2 separate regions of the Homo sapiens genome follow, and region 1 is linked to region 2. A link is a loop called in an ENCODE intact Hi-C map of the cell type or tissue named here. Cell type or tissue: GM12878. All regions are shown on one strand. Links, peaks and the distances in the headings refer to the core of each region. The heading gives the core; the rest is flanking DNA.

Region 1 (8,326 bases), core at 188-8,187, 270 kb before region 2:
CACATAATCTGGTGGGATCATGGCAGCTGGGACGGAGGTCATGAGAGTGGAAGAGGCTGGAGGAGGGGTGTTTGGCGCGGGGGAGAAGGTTTGAGTGGGGAAATGGCTGAGGCCTGGGGAGTAAAGCAGGCAGAACTGAATCCATTTCACATTTGGGACATTCTTGAGGCCTCCTTTCTGTGTTTGGGTTCCCCTGACCTAAGAGCACCGTGTCAGCCTAAGACAGCTCCCTGCCCACAGGCCAACTGGCCCAGATGGACCTGGGGGACAGAAGCCAGGCCCTATGCTAGCCTGGGTCCCAGCCCCCATTCACACCCTACCCAGAGTGGCCCTGGCCTCTCCAGTGGGCTTCGGGGTATCTTATTCCCTGACACAAAAAGTGGCATCTCTCCCTGGTGTGGGGATTATCCTGGTGGGCAGAGGCAGAAACCCCTTGAATAGGAACTTAGCCAGTCCAGGTGAGCGTGTGAATGCCTGTGTGGCCCAGCTGGGTGTGAACACAAGTGTGAGTTCTGTCCAGTTCTTGCAAGAGAGTGGGGGACCCTGTCCAGCCTGGGTGTGTGACAGTGTGGTGTGTGTGCGCACACAGCCTGGCCTGAGTGAAGAAATGTGAATGTGGACACAGCTCGGGGCCCTCCAGATTGGTGGCCCGGCCCACGGAAACTGTCCTCACAAAGGCCCGCATCCACTGGGGAGGGCTGCCTGGCCTTCCTCAGTGGGTAGACACTGGTTAGGCCTGTGGCAAAGCCCTCTGGCCTGGCCACACACAGGCCTTGTGTGAGTGGTCTCGTGGCAAAGGAGTGAAGGAAAGGGGTGGATTATTCTAGCCCGTGAATGTGGGGCCGGGACACTCTCTGCCCACTGAACAAATGCAGTAGGAACTGGTGCTCCGAGGCAAAGACATATCGGAAAAGTGTGTAAGCGATCGGAGTGCGGCCAATTCTCCCAGAATCTCAAAGGGCAGGTGGCCTACATCTCTACCATGTCAGTTTCAGGGCTCCGAGGACTTTGATTTGCTGCTAACTTTGTGACATCTTTAAACATTTTTTTGTCAGTAGCTTCTTCTCTAGAGTGTCGATGGGAGTGAGCAGGGGAGCCACAGGGTGAGGGGTGAGGGGAGGGGGACGCTGGCCTGGGGCCTGGACGGGCATGTGCCTCTTGGAAGAAGCCATGGCCACTTCCTTGGGACCAGGGTCTGCACACACATACAGAGTTGTGGGGCCCGTGGACGGTGGGTATGGCGGAGCATGGAGAACCCCTGACCTCTGCACTCACCTCCCACCTCCTGGGCGGTCACGCCCTGCTCAATCATCCGTCCTAGGAAGCGGATAGAGTCTCTGGAGAGAGTCCAGGGGATTGGAGCCACACAGTGGGGAGCACACCAGCTAAATGAAGGTGACTTGTGCTGACCCTTCAAAGGCTGAAAGCCAGGAGAGCCACTGCCTTGGATAGAGAATCTTGGGGCCTGGCTCCCATTTCCTCTGTTTGGGGTCTATGGCTACCTTCATTCAAGTCATCGCCCCCTCCCTTTACCCTTCAGGCTCCACCCTCTCCCTGCATCTGAGGTGTCCTTCCTCGCTCAAGCCTGGGTTGGAGGGATCACCCCCTTTCTCCCTCCACCCTGTAACCACCCTGCTTGTTGAGACGTGGCTCCATCTCTGGGCCACACGCTTCCCATTCTCTTTAGTCTAATGTTTCCCTGGTTATACAGCTTATTCATGCTAATTGTAGGAAGCACGGGAAATTCGGAAAACATAAAATGAGGAGCAAAGTTAGGCCTAGACCCGGCACTTAGAGATACACACTTGCCCGTCTGGAACATTCGACAGTTGCGGGGTGCCCCTGACTTGTAACAGCACTTCCTACCCTCAGCACGTTGGTATTCTCACTCAGCTCTACGAAGTGGCAGCTGCCGCCACTCATTTTTCCTTTTCACAGCTGGGGAAGCTGAAGCAGAGAGCTGCGGCCACTTGTCCCGAGGCGCATCGTCTCAGGCTCCCCAGCACACCGTCCACTGTTGCCTTGCACCCTACCCCATGCCATGGCCTGCTGCCTGCGCTGGGGCCGGCAAGCCTCCCTGCATGGTGGGCACCCTTCCTAGTCCCCTGCCTGCACCTGGTCTGACTTGTGGGCTGGCTCTGAGCTTCACCCATCTCCCTGGGGCCACTGCAGCCAGGATGGGGAAGGGCGGCACATTTCAACGGCGTGCCTCCTGGAAACCACATCAAATGGTGCAGCTAGGAATTAATAAATAAACTTGGGAGACAAGTCAATTACCCTCTCCCTGTGCCCCTGTCCCCCAGGGGCAAACAGTGGCATGTGGTTCCCGGCCTCAGCATGCCTTCCCGGGGGCAGGCCTAGTGCTGCAGCTGGCTTCTGTCAGATTAGCTGGGCGAGATGCAGCAGGCCTCTGTCCTCTGGGGAAATGGATCCCTTCCTGGGAGGTGGGGACGGCATTCCCGGGTTACTCTGTTACTGCCCTCTTCCTGCACCCGTCCGTGTCTCACTGTGTTCATGGTGCCCAAATCACTGCCCTCCCTAGTCCCCGACACAAACGCTTCTGGTCAGCCGTCATAACGTCTGCAGCTCCGTCCTCAGAGCTGGAAGCTGACATTACTGAGACTCCAGTAAAGGTCCACACTGCTTAGTGTCGTCAACTCATCAGAACTAGCATTATCATTTAAAAATCAGAGGGACTACTTGATGCTTTTGAAAACATTTATTTATGGCTGGGCGTGGTGGCTCACACCTGCAATCCCAGCAGTTTGGGAGGCGGAGGCAGGAAGATGGCTTGAGCCCACACGTTCGAGACCAGCCTGGACAACACAGAGAGCCCCATCTCTATAAAATAAAACAAAAGTAATAAAGAAAAATAAAAAAGAAATAGCCGAGTGTGGTGATGCATGCTAATCCCAGCTAATCAGGAGGCTGAGGTGGGAGGATCGCTTGAGCCCAGGAGTTCAGGGCTGCAGTGAGCCATGATCGTGCCACTGCACTCCAGCCTGAGAGACCGAGCAAGACCCTGTCTCAAAAAAGAAGAAAAGAAAAGAAAGGAAAAGAAAACATTTATTCACTCAGCAAATTCTTAACAATGCCTGCTTTGTGGCAGAGTTTTTTCTAGGTGGCAGAGATACAGAGACAAGAGACGCAGCCCTGCCCCATAAGGAGCTTACAGTTGTGTGGAGAAGTCAGACAATACAGCTACCATATGGGGCACTTCGGGGGGAAGGAGGGGGACCCAGCACAGTCTAGAGGGCTCCCCAAGGGGCTTCCTGAGTAGCTGATGCCTGAGCTGCATTATGAGGGACAAGTCATGGGGGCTGGAGGGTAGGATGGTGACTGCTGTTCCAGATGGAGGGGACAGCTCTGCAAAGTCTCAGAAGGGGAGTGAGGTGAAGGGGGAGAGCTGTGAAGGCACTGGCCTGGCTGGAACTTGGGTGTGGAGGGAGCAGGGTGAGAGCAGAGGCTGGGAGTGGGGACACGGCTGTGAGGGCCTGAGCTATATGTAACTGTTACAGAGTTGTGTCTTAGGGGTGTGTGTGTGTGTTGGGGGTGGGGGGGTCGGAGATGGAGTGGCCACATAGACTTCTTTCTTCCTTTAAGTTTTGAAAAAAGTGATGGGATTATGGATTCTTTCCAACTGTGTGTGTGTGTGTGTATATATTGGGGGTGGGGTTTTTTTTTCTATGTAGAAACTAAGAAATTAGCAGTCTGACAAATATCAGAACAGTATCAGGAAAGAATGAGTCCTCTTCTGACATTTACTGTCACTGAATTTTCTATGGTTGTATTATATAGGCATGTCCTTTAGATCAACCATTCTCAAGTTTCAGTGTGAATGACCACTGGGGACATTTACTGAAAATCTGGGTGTTTGGGATTTGTCCTGGAGATTTTGATTCAGCAGGGCCCAGCATTGTGCATTCTTCAACAAATTCTCCTGGATTATGTGGAGTCAGTTTCTACTGCTTTGATAAACTCATTCCGAGAGCCTGATTATTTCCTCTTGGGGAATTTGCTGGCAATTCAAGAGTCTACCACCAGATGGCAGTGGTGCTTTGTGATGGATCTAGGCAAAGCCAGTTTTCTACAGGGGGATAGTTGTTGAACAGGCAGTTCTCCTTTATTGCAAGAATGTACAGAAAATAACTCTTTTAGATAATTTCTAAAATAATTTGATCACGAAATCTTAGATATAGGAGCTTGTTTTAAAGTTAAATTTACCCTTCAAACATTACAGCTGAGCTTTCCAATATGGTGACCACTAGCCATGTGTGGCTTTTGAGCACCTGAAAAGTGGTTAAATTGTGATGTGCTGAAAGTGTCATAAACACATTGGCTTTCATTCTTTAGAAGTTCCTATGACTTAAAGACATAAATAAAAAAATTAGCTTTCAAAAGCAAAAAAAGTCTTATTAATATGAAGATTGCATGTTGAAATATTTTGAGTTGAGTTAAATAAAAGTTTATTAAAATTCATTTCGCCTGTCTCTTTTTCCTTTTTAAATGTGACTACTAGAAAAGTTTAAATTATATGTGTCTCATATTCTATTTCTAATGGACAGTGCTGCATTGAAATAATCTAAATTAATTTCTTCATTTTTGAAAGTGAGAGAATCGAGGCCTCAAGTTTGATGGAAAACTGCTGGATTTGAAGTCAAAGACCTGTATTTAAGTTCCAGTTCAAACACTGACTTCATGCCTCTGGGCAAGCAATATACCTTCTCTTAGCCTCCATTTCATTGTCTGTGAAAAAGGGATAATTACAGCAGCCTTACTTAAAAGAGTTACTTAAAAGACCAAGTGAGAGAATGTGTATAAAGGAAGTTGTGTAAACTTCGAAGCATCATAAAGGTATGAAATTACTATTGTTGTGGTTACTGATAATGACTAGAACTCAGGCCAAATAAACTCTACAAGTCATGAAAGCATTCACCGTGTGAAAGTCACTGGATTGGGCACTTCTAGACTGTTAGGAATTTATAGCTGACTTGAGGAGTTGCTACTTAAGCTCACGAAATGGAAAATGACAATGCAATACACGATAAAAACAGTGATTCAAATAAGAAATGGAAAGTTTGTCCCAAGGCATATATGGTTAATAGTGAGTGTTACTGCTTTTTCTTTCTAAAGTAAGCATTTATTGAGCTGGTACAGTAGGATTGGAAGGTTGGGGTTGGGAAGAGGGAGTAATGAAAATGATGAACATGTTTTCTCTGTTTACAAAGAGGTTTGCCATCTGAGTAGAGGAATGAAGGCAGACACAGAAGACATGAGCGACTGAAGACCCAGTGTGGAAGCTGCCAGCCTTGGTACTTCCAATAACAGCACTGGAATTAGGCATATGTGACAGGGCTGCCAATTCCTGACCAACTCTCAACTCTCCTCTGCTATATAGAATCTCAACTCGTTAGGGTTGGCAATTGGCCCAGCTAAAATACTTCATTTTCTAGTCTCATCTTGAAGCTAAGGATAGCCACATAATTCAGTTCTGGATAATGAGGTGAAGCATGAGTGGTTGGGTTGAGCTTCTAGCAAAGTTCCTTAAAAGGTGGACATTCAGCTAGTGCACACACCAGCACCATTAACCTTTCCTCTTGCCTGGACTATGGATGTGATGGTGGTAACTTCAGCAACCATTTTGTGAGCATGAGTTCAAAAGTCATACCCTATAGTAGCAGAAGAGAAGGCCAGGATGAGCCCAGGATCTGGACAACATCGTGGAGATGCTGGGCTGCCCTGAATTTCCAGCCTTTGACCTTTTCATCATGTGACAGAAAAATGAGTTCCTCTTTTGTTTATGCCTCTGTGATCTGGGTTTCCTGTTCTATGCAGTCATTCCAATTCCTGAATGCCATTGAACATATCGTGCATATATCAAGGCTCTTGAGTTCTGTGTACCTATGGCAGGAAGAAAGTGAGAGGATTGTATTGGGGTCTGGGGCGAGAAGGTCACATGAGAAGGATGGGGCTACTCTTAAGCCCCATTCCAGCAGGTTGGGTGGTGGTGAAACATCCTTCCTTCCTTAGGAGGACGAGGACGGCAACTGATCTAAGAATCCCGAAGAAGGAGAAAACAGAAATATCACAAGGAGCAAAATTAGGAGAAGTGGGTTGTAGGCACTGAGTGGTGCCAGCCCACCCTACTTCATAGCCCTTCTGTAGAAGGTGAAGTAAGGGGAAAATTAATTGGCAACACATGTGGATTTGAATTTTCTATTTTTTTCAACAAATTTGACTAAAAAATTAAAATTTAAAATCTAAAAAATTTAAATTAAAATATTTTTAAAAACTTATGGTTGGCAGCATGCACCTGGACCCTGCCTTGGCCTTGCAGGATCCAGGGATGGGTGCCTGGAGTCCTCGGTTGGGGAGGCAGGGAATACCCTTCTGGACCTGGGCTTGGAGGGTCTACCCTGTCCAGCCTCCTACCCTTGGCCTCCTGGGATGTCCCTGCAGGGCTGCCCCTGTCTTCTTCATCTGTGCCCTCGAACTCTCCTCTCTCTGGCAGTGTTAGTGAGATGCCTTGTTCTATTCTGCTGTGTCTTTTTTAGTTTTCCTTTGTGTTTTCCTCTAGATTTCTCTTGATTGGCCCCAGCCCTGGTTGGTGCCTGTCTGCAGACAGGGCAGGTAGGGCTGTGGGTTCGAGAACTCCTCTATGTCCCTGGGTCCAGGGCCCTGGAGAAACCTGTACCCACTCCTCCCCACAGGAGCTAGTGGTCGCTGGGACCTGGTTCCAGATTTGGCTGTAGCCTCTGAAATGCGGGCAGAGGAGGAGGGTCCCAAGGGACTTGTGCTTTCTGTGGGTCGTGTCCCCACCCCCCACCCTGCCTAGCCTCATCCTTATATTTAATTACTTGAACAAGCTCTTTCTCATACCCCATCTCCCCCACCCCCCGCTGCCCAAAAAAACCCCCCAAAACCCCTTGTGGTGAAAAAACACACAGTAACACTTAGCATCAGTAACATGTATCATTTTAACCTTTTTTTTTTTTTTTTTTTGAGACAGAGTCTTGTTCTGTCACCCAGGCTGGAGTGCAATGGTGTGATCATGGCTCACTGCAGCCTCCACCTCCCAGGTTCAGGTGATCCTCCCACCTCAGCCTCCCGAGTAGCTGGTACTACAGGCATGCGTCACCACACTCAGCTAATTTTTGTGTTCTTTTTTTTTTTTTTTGTACAGATGAGGTCTCGCTATGTTGCCTAGGCTGGTCTTGAACTCGGGCTCAAGTAATCCTCCCTCCTCAGCCTCCCAAAGTGCTGGGATTACAGTCATGAGCCACTGCGCCTGGCTTATCTAAACCATTTGAATGGATTTCTTTTTACTGTTTCCTAAATCCTGTTTCCTTGCAGCCTTCCACCTCAGAGGCTGAGCCATGAGACTGACTGCCACAGGAAAGGAAAGGAAGGTAGCCATCTTTAGGCTCAGAGCTGACTTCCTTGACCTCACTATTGAGATACTGGTGGGGAAACTCAGGCTTTGTGGAAAGAGCAGGGGATTTGCTAACAGAAATCTTCCTGTAACATCTTGAGGGCCAGGCCTGGTCATTTAGAGAACAGAGTTCACCACAACCCAGGTAGGAAGGAGGTGTGTTGGTCTGGTTGAGGGGCCACTGAGGGCAGGGGGGACTTGTTCTATCTCACGGGGGGCCTGGAGAAAGCCACCCTGAGGTCAGCCCTCCAGCACCCACTGTCGGTGGCCAACTCAGATTGTAGGCAGCAGCTCAGTGGGGTTGGGCCGAGGCGGGCCCTGAGGTTCGCGTTCTCCAGCTGCCCTGGGTGTCTGCATGTGGATGGGCTCTGGAATGTCCATGTGAGCCCCCGGGAGGCTGGGAATTGGCTGCGAGTTGGGCTGAGAAGCTTTCCTCTCGGGGCTGGAGCAGCAGGGTCACAGGACCCATACCTAAGCATCCCGGGACTGACCACCTACCTACACTGAGCATCACAAGCGAGGCACAGCCAGACCTGAGGGCCCCTGTAGGTGACGTGAGGCCTCTGCCCAAGACAGAGAAAGCAGGATGGGGTTCTCTGGCTGTGGACCACAGGCAAGTAGACAAGAGACACTGCTTTGGAGATGGAGGATTAGGAGGAGAACAAGGTCCCATGTCATGCAGCTTTTGCTAGGTGAGGCTGCAGTCACAAATGGCCCTGTATTGCTATGTCCTAAAACATAGCAGTTTATTTCTCACTCATCTTACATGTTGGTGGCTGTAGTGGGAGGGGGCTCTGCTCCCCATGACTGAAGGAGCAGTTCCCATCTGGGTCCTGCCCTTCCCAGGGCAGGGGAAAAGAGTAGGAGAGTGGGCAGAGGCCAGCCTTGTGTTTT
Region 2 (8,326 bases), core at 258-8,257:
GCACATGCTGTTAACCTGGGGTCCACAGATGCCCCTTCTCACCCAGAGGTCTGGGAATAGAATTCAGGGGTCCATGAATGTGGGGGTTGTTTTATTCTTTTTTTCTCTTTTCTACCTTTCCTATGATGCTGCCATTCATGAGTTCAGACGGTAAAAAAAAATGCCTCCTTATTTTCACTAGGCTCCAACTGAAAGGTAGCCTCTCCTTTCAACATGGACGTAGGAAAAATCTCCAGTTGTATTTGCAGAACCTCAAGCTTTGTCACCAGCCCAGCCAAACTCACAGGCATTTTTAAATCACATCTGAGTTGTTGCAGGTCTTTTCAAATATCATTTATATTATCACCACTTTAAAGTGATCACAATTAAAGTGTCAATAAAGAAGCACACATATTACTACATCAGAGCTGTTTTCTTAATGCTTTGGTAAATGTATTTTAGTAGCATTGGTTTCTTCTGCAGCCCTGTGAATTTTGTTTTACACATTTGAAAACATTATTCTGAGAAGGGGTCCATCCATAGGCTTCACCACATGCCCATGGGGTTTATGCTACGTGAAAGGTCAAGTCCTAGAATTCTCACACTCTTCAGTAGAAAATCACACCCCTAAATGTGTCCCTCTCCACTAGTAATTATGCTTTTGGTGTTCTCCTGATTGAGAAAAAGTTTTAATAGCAACAGCCATTATGCAATGCTTGCCTTGAAACAAATGTGCATTTTATTCATTACAGTAGTATCTCCTAACATTTGAAAAACAGCAGCCACATCAGTAGGAAAGCTGTCCTAAGCCAGTCTGGTTCCCTGGCCCCACCATTCAGGTCCACTGAGTTAGACCATGTGGATCTACTAGGCAGAGGCCTTGGGCCTCAGATTGAGTAAGCCCCATGCTCCCGGCACGAGGCTGAGCCCCAGGAATCACTCAACAGGCATGAGCTGACTGGAGCTGCCCTGAATTTGCTGGCCAGGGTGGAACATGGCCGGCTGGGTCTCCTTACTTCTCCCCCAGCCTCTTAGCCCATTTGGCGCTAAGTTGCCAGACTTTGCAAATAAAAATAAGAATGCCAGGTTAAATTTGAATTTCAAACAAATAATGAATAATTTTTAGTATAAATATGTTCCATGCAATATTTATGACATACTATACTAAAAAGTTATTCATTGTTTATCAGAAACTCTATGCTCTAGGAGCCTGTTCCCAGAGAAGTCCTTGCCAGGACCAGCAGAAGCTGTGCCGAAACCCAGATTCTCTGCTGAGACTTCTACCTCTGCCCCGGGTCTGGCCGCGGAGAGACACCATTCAGGGTAGGGAGTAGGGCCAGGGAGGTGCCCAACAGCAGCCCATAGCCCCCACGGCCCACACTTCAAGCCATGCCCCACCCCTGGCTAGGTCTCAGATCCCCAGCCGTAAAATGAGAGAACTAGTCCAGGGTGGAACTCTAAACTCCATCGTGGCTCAGAATTAGATTTAATAACCCGATAGTCTTTACTGCAGGAAAGAATCTTTAACTTCCACTAGCATGAGGAGGATGTTTGCAGACCCAGAAGGCCTCCACACTCAGCCCTCCTGAAGCAGCAGGCCTGTGCTACCTCCATTCACGTCAGCCCTGGAGCCCCCTCATGCAGCAGAAGCTCCCACAAATCAGCCCACCACGGCACTGTTAGAAAGGACCCAAGGGCCAGGTACCCACACACAGCAGCAGAAACACAGATGCACTCAGCTGGGGAGCAGGGGGGCAGAGAAACCCAGAGGGGTGTCAATGCAGAGAAGCCCTCACACACACGGACCGAGAAGCATTCCTACATGGTGCACACCCGGCACACACGTGCCCTCACCCAGAGCATGCATGCATGCCCCACACAGACACACACCCAGACGGTGCAGACCACACTCCTGCACCCTCACACACTCACCACACATGATCTCACACACATTCCCCGAAAGCAACAGGAACACAGCCAATCTCAGCTGCATCCCCAGCCACCCCACATCTGTGGTCCTCATCCTGTACCCCAAATGTCCAAGGTGTTCCTGGGCTAAACCTTCTCCCAACTGCCTCTGCAAGCTGCTTGGAGGGCGGTGGGGTTGTGGGGAAAGCCAGGCAGTGCTTTGTTTTTCACATCAGGCTAAAGCAATAGATCACCTGAAAGTTGGATTCTGGAAATCAAGATGTTAACTTGAATGGTGATGATGATGACAACAGCAGCAGCAAAAGCCACACTTGCCAGCACCCACTGAGCACAATCTATGCCCCAGCAACCACGCTAAATGCTTAACATACATTCCCTCATTCAACCCTCACAACAATCCATAACGTAGGAACTGATACTTTGCTCATTTATAGATGAGGAAGCTGAGGCTCGGAGGAGTTCAATGTCTCTGTGGAGATTCCAGCATCTGACCCAGGGCCAACTCCAAAATGTAGCCTTACCTGCAGAGCCGCACGATAGGACCCAGGGATGTTTCAGCCCAGTCGCGGTGCAGCCAGTGTGCACAGGCACATGCGCGCACACACACACACACACCCCACTTGCAGAAGGGGCTGCTTGGGCAACAGTTTCCTTGTGGAAAGTGCTAAAAAGGCCTTGACTGGCAGAGAGGCTTATTCTCCTCCAAGGCCAATCCTTTCCTGGTGAGGTGTGGACCCCAGATAGAGCTCTCCCCCATAAGGCAGGTCTGTGAGATCCGGAGAGGGAGGTGCTCCAGGTCCCCTTGATAACCAGAGACCAGGTTATCTCTGAGAGGACTGAGAGGATATCAGTGGGCTCACTTTCCCCTGCCCTCTGTGTGGACCCCTGCCCCAGAGAGCCAGAGCTAGGCCCCTGGTGGCACAAGAGGTTTTCACACCAGGAGAGTGCCACCTCCGCTCTGCAGCCAAGCGCCCTGCGCCACTCGAGCCCACCCCAGGAGGGCACAGAGACAGCCCCTGAAGAGCCCTCAGAGAGGCCCGTCTCAGGGTGACCAGCCTCTGGGACATTCTTAACCCCAACCAAAGTGGGGCCACCCTGTGGAGCCTCCACCTCTGCATGGGGGCCTGGCTAACAGCTGCTCCCAGCTGGAAGTTCTTTATGCGCCCCCACCCAGTCAGTCCCCAGGAGACGTGAAGGAAGCTTTGATGGAACCTATCAAAGCATTCTTGTTCTCACAGCTGTTTCCCGGAAGGGCAATTATAGCCACAATAACCCTACACATCTGGTGAAGGGGCCCAAAGCCGGTACTCTACCCTCAGCTCTGCTGGAGGGGTCCTGCCCATCAGCAGAGGGAAAAAGGACTTGTGCACATCAGAGACTCAGTTTAGAACCCTAAACCATTAGAACTGGAAGGGGCCACCCTATCCCCATTTTACAGATGACTAAACTGAGGCCAAGCCTGTACCCAAAGAGCTCCTCACACAGAGCCCTCTTCCCCCACGGACTCCCTCTCTAGACAGACCCTGGCTCCTCCTCCTCTAGCTCAGGTGGGCCTCCACTTAGACACTACCAGCCCAAGAAAGGCCGTGGGAGGGACCTGGGACTGCGATGGTCATATGGAGGGGAGGCTCCTGCTCTGTCTCCTTCAGAGGGATGATTTGCTCCTGCCTGAGCCATTGCCTCTTCTTGGATGCTATATTTATACCTCAATCTATGAATTTATTTCAATCAGGATTTCTAACCTGGGCACTGCTGACATATTGGGCTGGGCAGTTCTTTGTTGGGGTTGGGGCTGGCCTGTGCATCGTGGGGTGTCACAGCATCCCTGACCTCCATCCACTAGATGCCAGTAGCACCGCCCCCTCCCCAAGTTGTGACAATCAAAATTATCTCTAGACATTGACGAATGTCCCCTGGGGACAAAACTGTGCCCAGTTGAAAACCACTGACTTAAATGGGCTTCAGTGAGCATGTTGAGACTGTCCCCTGGGTCTTCCCAGGGGTGCAAGGAAGAAGGTGCCATAGATCTTCCTTCCTGAGGCGTGGAGCATCTACTATGGGCAGATGGGATAAAGCAGCGTGTGTCAGGAAATCCTGCGCAAGTCTAAAGCTGGGAAAAACCACAGAGGCTGAGATCCAGCAAGGCAGGCTTCCTGGACAAGGTGAAATTCCACTGGGGACTTATGTAGGCAGTTGAGGGAGAAGGGATTTTGAGGGGAAAGTCTCAAACACAGTAAGCAGAGCCCAGGATGTGGGATGACTGGGAGAGCATCCTGGAAGGATGGCACTGCTGGCTGGATTTTAATCTGGTGTGGGGGGGGGCGGGGTGTCTGTTTGCCTCAGCTGCCTTCCTCCCAGAGCAGGTCCCTGAGCCCAGGGAGCAGGGAAGACACTGAGGAGGAAGGAGGGAAGGGGGATGGTAGGGTAGGGGATAAGGGCATGTCTGAGATCCCAGAGGGCCAGTTACGGGCTTCTCCTCCCAGAATCCCCAGCACCCAATACAGAACCAGCCTAAGGAAAAGCTGAGATGATGAAGCCACCGACTTGAAGAAAAGGTCCGACGGAGAAGAAAGGCACCTGGGATCCGGAGGGCTGGGAGCACCGCCACTGATGCCAACGGGGGCCCAGCCTGAGGGCGAGCCAGGGACCTTACCAGCCCCAGCCTGATTTCCCAGGGTCTGTCCTTGCCCGATGTCCCTCCCTCAAAGTCCATGTGGGATGGGAGCGGGGTGGGGGCAGCCCTAATCAAGGGATGGCTGCTGGACTTGGAGCTGACCACTGGCTCCCTGGCAGGCCTTAGACCTTCCGCAGAAGGATTTCAGCAGGTTCCTCAGAGCAGAATGGTATGCTCCTTGACCTCGGGAGCTCCCTTCTCAGACAAAAGCCCCGGTTCCCCACGCCCCGTCTGGGCTCCCTGAGGCCTGGCTGCACGTCCCTCCTCCGATAGGGCTCCCTGAGGGCAGGGTCCGCTCCTTCCGCGTGGTCCCTGCGGGGAAACGCCGTGTGGGGCTGGGGCTGCCCACAGGGAGCTTCTGGGCCGGCTAGCCAGCAGGGGGCGCTGTGGACTCAGACACGCGGCTCTGGCCAAGGATGGGAGGCGGCTGGATGGATGGTGAGGTCTCCCTACAGCAACTCTTGTCATATCCCCCGCCCAGCCAGGCTCTCCTGCCTTGCACACAGCGAGGTCTCCACCTCCTCACAACTTCCCAGCCCAGCCCCATTGTTCTCCCTGTCCTCTGGCTGAGGAAGCAAGAGAAGCAATTATTATGCCCATTTTGCAGATGAGGAGACTAAGGTCATTCAGATGCCAAAAGAAAGGCAGAAGGGGCAGCAGCAGGGCAGAGTGGATAGCATCTGGACTTTGGAGCTAGAAGCCACTGGTGTACTGTGTGCCACCTCAGCGGCTCAGTCCCCGTGTGGTTGCAGCAACCCTTGGGGCCTTATTGAGCAAAGCACTGCAGTTGCAACCAGGGAGAGGAGTGCGGCAGCCCACACAGTCCCCGGCTGAGAACGAGTCTGACACTGGACCCTGCCGCCGGTGTGGACAGCACTGGGTCCTGGGGAGGAAGTGCTGCAGAGGGGAAGAGGCGGCCTCGCCCAAGCCCTCTGCTGGGTGGAGATCACAGACAGCCAGAAAGGGGGAAGAACAGGAGGACTGTGCTGGAGAGACCTGGTCCCTCTGCACTTTCTCCCAGGTCCTAGCAAGTCATCAAAACAGCGGGTGCCGCATGGACGCCCTGTGCTGCCCTTCACGGTGTGCCAGGCCCAACCACCCACCCTGGGAGGCAGGTTATGTTATCCTCCCATTTGACAGATGAGGAAAGGAAGACCGAGAGAGAGAAAGTCACTTGTCCGAGGTCCCCAGTGGGAAGTGGGTAAAACGGGATACCCACACCCAGGTCTGCCTGGTATGTAGCCACAACATAGGGTTGGTGGAGCTACAGTCTAGGTAGAGAGAAGAAGGCCCTGTCTGTGGCCAGGGTCGGGGCTGAGTCTGTAACTGGGAAGGCACCCCAGGGAGGAGCATGCTCAGCAGGAAGTGGACAGAGTAGGGGCATGGAGGAAGGAGCACCAGCCATGTGTCTCCAGTCAGGAAAGCCTCCTGGAGGAGGCAGTGAAGGGGGAAGAGGAGGAGAGGAGGGCCTTGCCAGCAGCCTGAGCACTGGTAATGAAGCAGGTAGGCCCAGCTGTTTCCAGATGCACATGGTCTGCACCCAGGAGGGTCAGAGCATGAAGCTGGAGGGGCAGGCAGGGAGACACTGAGAGGGGGGCACCATGGCATCAGAAAAGAGCCCCTGGCAGCTGTGCGAGGATGGCCTCGGAGTTCTGATTGGTTCCGCTGGCTGTTCTTAAGGAAAGAGATGAGGATCTAAATTACTATAGAAACTGAGGGGTGGAGAGGAATGAGGAAGAGGGGATGAAGCCTTAAGACACCAAAGCGTTAGAACTCACCAGATGAGAGGGCCAATAAGATGCCCTGGACAGAAGGAGTGGTCAGGGGTGGCTCAGCCTCTGGTGTGGATGATGGCTTACAGTGTGACTGTGAGCTAAGATGTAGCATTCAAGTGGAGGAATGTGCTGGTGAGAGAAAGACAAGTTTGGTTTGGGACAAATGAGTGTGAGGTATGTATGGGCTATGGAAGTGGACGGGAGCTTTGAGCTCAGAGTTAAAGAGGGATAAGGGGTCAGGACAGGAGTGGTAGTTCTTTGTGAGGCCGAGGCGGGAGGATCACCTGAGGGCTGGAGTTCAAGACTAGCCTGGCCAATATGGTGAAACCCCATCTCTAATAAAAATACAAAAATTAGCCAGGCACATTGGTGCACACCTGTAATCCCAGTTACTCAGCAGGCTGAGGCAGGAGAATCGCTTGAGCCCAGGAGGCAGAGGTTGCAGTGAGCCAAGATCATGCCACTGCACTCCAGCCTGGGTGACAGAGTGAGACTCCATCTCAAAGAAAAAAAAAAGAGGAATAAGGGCTCAAACTAGAGCTGAAGTCAGGCTGTACACTTCAACTGAGGGAAGCCATCAGGGTGGACTAGAATTTGAGCTTAGTCTGCAATCAAGTAGGGAAGTACAACAGAAAGAACACCCATTAACTCTGGTTAGGTTGTATTCTAGAACTTGGAGAAGGAGCCAAGGGTCTGAGCAGACCACAGGCCGAGTTCAGCAATGGTGCCAATCACTCTCAAGGCGTGCAGTTCCCTAGAAGCATTCATAAGAACTCAGCTCAGGACTTAAAGGGACCCTATCAGCTCTGAGGCCAGATGTTGTCAACTGACCTTAAATCATTGAGGTGGGATCTCTTCTCTGAAATGTTCCCTCTCCCCTTTCCCTTCTCTGCAGGGCCCCAGCCTCTTGGCTGGCCAGTGAACACTTCCAAGAACCTTCATACTTAATACCTCTATCACTCCTCCACTCAACAGGTGAGGAAACATCAGTCCAGTGAGAGTGGCATGTGTGGGGAGGAGCCCAGGCTTGCTCTGACCTCTCTCTGGGGCCCCCCACTCCAGAAGGTTGGAACAGCATTCTACAGCATTCCAGGATGTGGAGGGGGCAGCAGTGTTTGTGTGCAGAGTGGCGAGGCCGACCTCCGATGAGCTTCCCGTAGGAAGGGTGCAGTGGGGGGTGCTCACCCTGCCCAGGGATGCTATCTGCTCCAGGACTTGTTTATCAGCCCACGGGGTGATCGGCATGACATCAATGGTGAGGTTTTTTGGGTTTCGTGGTTTTGTTTTTTTCTTTTTCCTTCTAAGGAACAATTCGTTTTGGTCAAATAACTAGAGCAAAAGTGACTGGTGTTTAGACACCTCTTTCCCCAGCCTCTGGCAGTGCCATTGGAGGAACCGTCCCCTGAGGGTCATAGAGGAAGCTGTCTGGCAGCTCAGAGGGTTGCCTCTTGTCCCTGCCCAGCCCCACCGGCTTCCCCTGGCTGCCTCCCTCACATGCCAGGCTTGGGCAGCTTCCCATCACAGACCGAGGTCCAGCCAGAGAGGCCTGTGCTCAGCCCCTCCCTGGGGCCTCTCAGTCTCCCCTCTCTGCTGTCCCGCTCAAATGGTGGGGAGGGGGTAGAGTAGGACAATTCAGAGAGAGGAACTAATCCCCTCCCTCATCCCACTGGGATGCAGAGGAGGAGGCCAGGCTGAAAGGGAACCACACACATCTCCAGTCACTTCTGTCATTGCTATACTGACCCTACAGCACTTCCCATGTGCCACTGGGCCTGCAGGTCGGTATTGGCAAGGGTGAAGGTGAGGGGACGCAAAAGGGAATGCTAGGCTGTGGCGGGGAAGGGCTGGCCTGGGCTCCCAGGAGGTGAGGGGCTGAGTCCCAGGTCATGGTGGCCGGACACAGAGGCGGGTAGAAGGCCAGCAGGGCTGCCCCATCTGAGCCTGGGAGAGCCTGGGAACCCAAAGGCCC

Evidence for each region. Hi-C counts contacts between places; a loop is a spot of excess contacts. Peaks named below come from ENCODE experiments on the same cell type or tissue, not always from the same donor. Only the 100,000 strongest peaks of a DNase experiment are listed, where the experiment ranks them.
Region 1: a loop joins it to region 2, with 2.4 times the contacts of the local background. A loop is called at or near these places in 9 of 110 quality-filtered maps.

Annotation. Positions count from the first base shown.
Region 1 is chr2:42,855,101-42,863,426 of GRCh38, forward strand. No RefSeq gene overlaps it. Among named protein-coding and RNA genes, the nearest start is that of TRI-TAT2-1, 49 kb to the left of the region's middle. RefSeq lists an enhancer at 2,135-2,722. In GM12878, for the core only: a CTCF peak has its summit at 4,043 (motif pointing right); a DNase peak (open chromatin) is centred at 4,031; H3K27me3 peaks cover 166 bases.
Region 2 is chr2:43,122,378-43,130,703 of GRCh38, forward strand. LOC105374570 (a long non-coding RNA gene) reads left to right here and starts at 6,019. Exons shown (of 3, transcript XR_940018.3): 1 at 6,019-6,085; 2 at 7,253-7,612. RefSeq lists an enhancer at 4,988-5,488. In GM12878, for the core only: a CTCF peak has its summit at 4,958 (motif pointing right); no DNase peak of the experiment used is centred there.